2 separate regions of the Homo sapiens genome follow, and region 1 is linked to region 2. A link is a contact called in ENCODE Hi-C data. All regions are on one chromosome and are shown on one strand. The core of a region is the stretch at or near the end of the contact, and the rest is flanking DNA. Distances in the headings are between cores, read along the strand shown. Region 1 holds the start of DCBLD1 (discoidin, CUB and LCCL domain containing 1). Region 2 holds the start of RWDD1 (RWD domain containing 1).

Region 1 (3,026 bases), core at 216-2,715, 910 kb before region 2:
GTTGAGAAAAAAATAAAAATATTTAAAACATCCATTATAAAAGTCCTACGCATTTAACAAAATCTTACGTATTTATTACAATTTTACAATCTGCCTAGTATTGTGCTACAGTACCAGACAAAATCACTTTAGGGTTTTGGGGATTTTGTTTTTTTAAACAAACTGGTATGTAATATAAACTTAGGAACCACCACCACCATCTCGAGTATCAATGTTTCAGAATGGAGGCATAGTTCAGTGAAAAAAATGCCGGCATTGGTTTTAGTTTTGATTCTTGTTTCACCAGAAAGCATGGTGGTTGGGGGAGCTGTCAAAGTACTCCGGATAGACTCAGCGCCATTAAATAAGCTCAGGCATATACGGCCAGGAGCAAGGGAGGAGAGGAAACACTGAAACAACTCGGCAGAAAGCTGGCCCTTGCTATTAAAAAAAAAAAAGCACTAATTAATGAGGACGAATGAAATAGGGACACCCAGGGCTGGTAAAGGGGGTTGCTGCTTTAATATGCTGGACAGGCAGAGGGTAAACTCGGTTGTGGGTTAATTAGGTCTAACTCCAAGTCAAAGACCAGCTCCAGAGAAAAAGCAGCCTGGTTGAGAGTCTACCGGCTCAAATACACAGGAAGCCACACGATTCCAACTTGCGGCGCCAGCAGGACACTCGAGAGGAGGTGGCAGCACCGCCTGCTCGCCAGCGTCCAAGGCCAACCTCGGCAAACGTGCCCCGGCCATTCCGCACGAGCCCCGAACGCACACGCCGGGATTCCAATTCCGCGCGGGAGGAGCGACGGCAGGGAGGGCAGGGCCCAGCGCCGGCCGAGGAGCGGCTTTGTCAAAAGGCAGCTGGAAAGAACTGGCCCTGCACACGGCTGTCCCCTAAGGCGACCCTCGGGGTCAGGTCACTTCTCACGGGGCCAGCAGAGTCAGGAAGTCTGGAAACTAAGTGAAATGGGCTGGGGGGCGGCGGAGAGAAAGTGCAGAGACGCCAGGTTAATTCTCTGGTTTTGGGGGAAGGAAGGAGTTTGGTGGGGGAGCGACAAGGAATGCAGTAACCTACTTCACCCCCAGCCCCGCGGGTAGAGCCGGACTCCGCGGATGGCAGGCGGCGAGCCCGACTTCCTCCCGCGCTCCGTCCCCCCAGGCCCGGCCCGCCCCGTAGCCCTCGGCCCGGCCCGGCCCGCCCCGCAGCCCTCAGCCCGCCCCTGGCGCCTCGGGTCCCGCCGCCAGCCGGACGCGCTCCACTCACCCAGCTCCTCCGCCTGCAGCCGGAGCGGGGCGGAGACCGCGAGCAGCAAAGCCAGGAGGCCCCGCCCGGCAGCCCGCGCCAGTGCGCCGCCGCCGCGGGCGCCGGGCACCATGACCCCGCTGGGCGCCAGCTTGGCAAGCTCGGCCTCCCCTCGACGGATCCCGAGCCGCAGCTGCCCGGGCCGGGCCGCCTCCTCTGCGGACGAGCGCGGCGCCGGGACGGGGCGCAGTCGCTGCCCCGCACCGAATCCCATTGGGGCGGCTTTCAGCCCAGCCCTGCGGGGGCGTCTCCCGCCCGGCCCCGCCCCGCCCCGCACGTCGGCCCCTAGAGGAGGAAGTCGCGTTCCCAGGCAGTGACCGACGGCGAAGCCGGAGGCGAGCGAGGCGCCGCCCGCGCTCCCCTCCACGTATCTGGCGCGCCCTGCTGCGCTCCTTCCTTGCCTTCCTCCCCACCTGCACCAGTACACGTGAACCTGCTAGGCAGCAGGACACCTCGCCGCCGGACCCGCCCCTCGCCGCGTGGTGCGGGAGTCATTCCTAGATGGGCTGAGCCCGCGGCGGTGCCTTGGGAGGCTGCCCCCTCCAGGGTTTTGCCAGCCCGCGGGGATGGGCATGCCAGGGATAGCAACACCGAGGGACTCGAAATATTTTGATGATAGGATGATGACAGTGCCAAGTAGGACCTTCACTGATTTATTCACTCATTCATTCATTCATTCAAAAGTTACTCAGTTCAGCAGTGTGCTTGTCAGGAGCAGGGCTAAACCCATGTGGCACTTGCAGACAAAAATAATCAGGCAAGTATTCAATGCAAATTGCAATCAGTGACATGAAAGGTGCTGTTGAAGCACATTTAGAGAGCTGTAATTAGATGGCGGGTAACAGGGGTGAGGGCGGGAATCAGCTAGGAAAGGCCTAAGTGGCATCAAAGCTGAGATTAAAGCAGGAGCCAAAACAGACAAGTTGTGCAAAGAAGCTGAAGGAGGAAAGGGCCAGGTAGCTGGAGCACAGTGAACAGGTGGGTACACGGCCAGATGTAGAAGCTAGTGTACAGAGTAGGGGCCAGGACGTGCAGCTAAATAACCTAAAGGATGTTTAACTTGGTCCTCGGAGTAGTGAGCAGCCACGGAAGGTTCAGAAGGGGGAAGGACTCCACCCGATGATCCTCTTGAGGAGTTGCGGAGAAGGGTTTGGGGAGGACAGATTGGAGACTGGAGAATTACAGGGTTATCACCGAGTAGTTGAATAGGGTGGTGGCAGTGGAAAATGACGAGGACAGATTAGATATGTATTTTAAGGACTATCTCACGTCTCTGGTCCCCTGTAGTCCCCGTTTACTTCCTCTGCGCGCTGCCCTCACCTTCGCACCACCGCGCGGCACGCTGAAGTTTCACCTAGAGGTGCAGCGCAGGGAAGCGTGGAGGCGGAGAGGAAGCAACAGCCCCTCCAATGGCAAACATTGGCCCCTCGTGATCTTTGGATACCCTGGACAGACTCATTTCATACATGCGTTCCTTTTTTCCTCTTCCTTTTCTTTTTTTAACTAAATAAACAAGCTGATAAAATCTCAAATGAGATTGTCTTTGGGGCTTTGCTTTCTCTGAGGCAGCATATCTTAGATGAAAGAACTTGGGCTTTAGAAATGGAGGGGATCCCGGTTTGATTCTGGACCTCAGCTTTGTTGAAGAGCTGAGGTCCAGAATCAAACTGGGTATATATGTGTATATTCAGTGTATACTGAATTTGTATATTAAGTTCTATCATGTAGAGAAAGTACCTAAC
Region 2 (3,011 bases), core at 310-2,809:
ACTGACCCTATATTCTATTTTAGACATACACATATAAGCAAGGATAGAGAAGGGAGCCAGACTCCATACACACTCACCCAGTTAATGACACTCTCAAACCCCTCTTCACTCATCCCCTTAACATCCTCACAGCACAGATGTACTGCTGGTGAGAGAGAACATGAACAGGACTGGAGCTATACAGGGATAGCTGAGAGACATCTGCCTGTTGGCAAAGCAGAACAAAATTTGCTACCATTGCAAGCAGTGGTCAAAAGGTGAAGCCAAGAAAACTAAGCTAAACAATGAAAGGGAGAGGGGTTGGAATTTATAAGTTAAAGTAATATACCTTACACTATAAATTCTGACTATCAACGATAGGCAACACTCAAAGGAAAGGATGGGGAATGTAAATGCACACACCTAGGTTCTACTCACTCATATTGGCTTTATTTGACCGCTTCTCAAATCTCAGAGGAGCCATATTGATATAGTTATGTAGCATTTTTATAATCATCCGAAGCATGGCTTAATAGAGAAATCTCGTCCTCTAAATTATACCTAATGAACTTCTCATTATAATATTTTACATTAGCCCAACCTACCAAGTAATCTTCTGCTCTCTCAATCTCAGCTGGAGCTGAATCCCAAGTCCCATATGTCTGGAAAGTGAAAGAACAGGCAAGCGTTCTGGACGTATAACTCAGTACCAGCCCTGCCGCTAACTCGCTGGCGGACAGTACAGAGCAAGCCACTTAGCTTTCCTGAACCCCCATGACCTTGGCTTGGAGCAGGAGCCCCAGGATAGATGATGTTTAATCTCCCTTCCAATCTAACAACCTATGAATTTATAGCAGAACGGAAATTTGGGCCACATTATCCATTAGGCATTCTGCTGAATGCCAGATTTTTTTTTTTTTCATAAGAAAAGAAACCCGACAGACTTCAGGGACTATGCTACTCTCAAAACCGATTTGAGTAACTGAAAACAGCACTCTGAATCCTATAAACTAAAACAGCATCGTATGAAAAACAGTTTCTACCTTAATAAAGCTAAAAATGTGAAAACTAACATTCTTGCGGCTGTGGAAAAACGAATCGCACTTGGAGTATTTTTTCTCTTAATGTATTATAAATCTCAGGTTGCTGTAGGTTACACAGAAACCAAAGTAATCCCGACTCAATTTTCAGGCCTGACACCCTCCAACATCACCCGGACTTTTAGATTTCCGGGAACAAGCAGAGAAGGAGAAAAAGTCACTGGGTTGCTGGTAAGTGACTGAAGAACTTGAGGAGTGGAGGGCAAGGTGGCCGCGCGGCCTCAAGGTCCCCTTCTCCACCCCAACCTATGAGGCCCAGAGCTGCGGCAGCTCCTGCCCGTCCTACTCCACCTCGGGGCGGCTACAGGCTTGCGGCCGCGGGAGTCACCTGTGAAGGAGTCAGGGTAGATGGACTCCAGGGCCTCCAGCTCGTTGCGCTGCTCCTCGCCGTAATCTGTCATCGTGGCCCTTGCTCTTGCCCATAGATCGCCCAGACACCTAGGCGGCGCGCAGCAGCCCAGACAGCTGCCGCGCCGGGAGAGCGGGCGGCGGCCAGGCGGGCGCAGGCGCAGAGTCCCCGGCTGGAAGGCCCAGGGCCCAAAGCCAGACCCGGCTTGCTTAACTGCAGCTCCGCGCCGGCCTCCGCCTGCTCCCTACTTCCACGTTCGACTCGTTCTGCCTGGCCAGGGGGCACTGATTTGCTGCCTGTCCCACACTCGCTCGGGACTTGCTGGGACGGTGCGCGCGGTCTGGCATTCGCCAAGGACACCTACAGCCGGCTCCTGGGCTTTGCAGGGCCTGAGCCTTAGAAGCCTCTCAGCGCTGCATCCTCGCTCGATGAGTCTGGGCTGAAAGGCCGGCATCGCGCGTCAGTGAAGGATAGTGTCGCTGGTGGCCGGGCTGGGGCGAGGGGCGTCCGATGCCTTCACCTTTTCTGGTTTCCGGTTTGACGCCGTGGCGTAGGTGCTGCGGGCTTGCAACCTAGTGTGGACTGGTGGGGCTCAGGAGATTTCTGAGCTTCTCGAACTCCGTATTGCTTGGCGTCCTACGGGAGTTGGACGAGAGGCTGGGACCAGTGTAGATTCCACTGGGCAGGGGAGCAAAAGCTCTGCACTGCCTTGAATGAGTATGGAAGGGTCGGTCTAACTGCTTAATAAGTCGGGGTGGATCCAGGAGGGAGAAATAGACCGGAGGTCCGGCTTCTCGGTTCAGATCTTTAGGCTTAACTTCTGATTTTGTGAAATGAACGCAGCTGGACGTATGATAGATCTCAAGATGTCTGTGATTGTGTATTTGTGAATTGATGAAAGGAATGTAGATCTCAGTAATAACAATTATCATATGCAATGTAAAAATTGCAGTACCCCGAGAAATGTTGAGAACCTTTAATTTGGTAATACGACTTCCAAGAATAAACTTGAGCAAGTAGCATGCATCTGTGATCTCCAAAATCATTGCAGCAATTACAAAGAAAATTTTCAAAGAACCATGATGGCAAAAGCTAAGAAAATGGCTAAATAAACATGGTTAGCTTTATGAAAATGATATTAAAAACTATGGTAACAATAATAAAGGATCCCATGTTCCTTTATTATATTATTGCGCTAAGTCGAAAAATGGAAAATTTTAAGAAAATACTCAAAAGCTGTTGCCCACTTTTCTGTATTTTTCTTTGTTTTGATTTCTCTGTATTAAAGCTGGTTTCACTGGTATAGTGGGAGGAACACTTTTTAAATGAAAGATTCCTAATGATGAAGCCCCTGAAGCACCAGAAGGCACCTTGATCTTTTATTGAGGAGTGCTGCTTACCTATAGCAGAGGAACACTTTGATACTGATTCCGTGTTTACGGTATTAAGGGTTGATTTCAGGCGTTCTTTTAAACTTTAATGAAAAAGTGGAGTCTCCTAACTATGATGACAATCAAATAAAATACATAAAGTAACTTTGCAAGTATAAGTTGCTCATTTTTTTTGGATCGCCTCAGTTCAGA

Evidence for each region. Hi-C counts contacts between places; a loop is a spot of excess contacts on that map. Pooled maps may share reads with other maps.
Region 1: a loop to region 2 is called in a map with no recorded cell type, with 10 times the contacts of the local background. The contact joins the promoter of DCBLD1 here to the promoter of RWDD1 in region 2. A Hi-C loop is called at or near these places in 3 of 37 single-sample maps with no recorded cell type and 8 of 50 pooled maps.

Annotation. Positions count from the first base shown.
Region 1 is chr6:117,481,113-117,484,138 of GRCh38, reverse strand. DCBLD1 (discoidin, CUB and LCCL domain containing 1) reads right to left here and starts at 1,465. Exons shown (of 15, transcript NM_001366458.2): 1 at 1,246-1,465. The coding sequence starts at 1,357. RefSeq lists enhancers at 430-479, 510-559, 570-649 and a silencer at 1,010-1,589.
Region 2 is chr6:116,570,052-116,573,062 of GRCh38, reverse strand. RWDD1 (RWD domain containing 1) reads right to left here and starts at 1,559. Exons shown (of 7, transcript NM_015952.4): 1 at 1,408-1,559. The coding sequence starts at 1,480. RefSeq lists enhancers at 1,305-1,404, 1,625-1,954, 1,985-2,164 and a silencer at 1,505-1,584.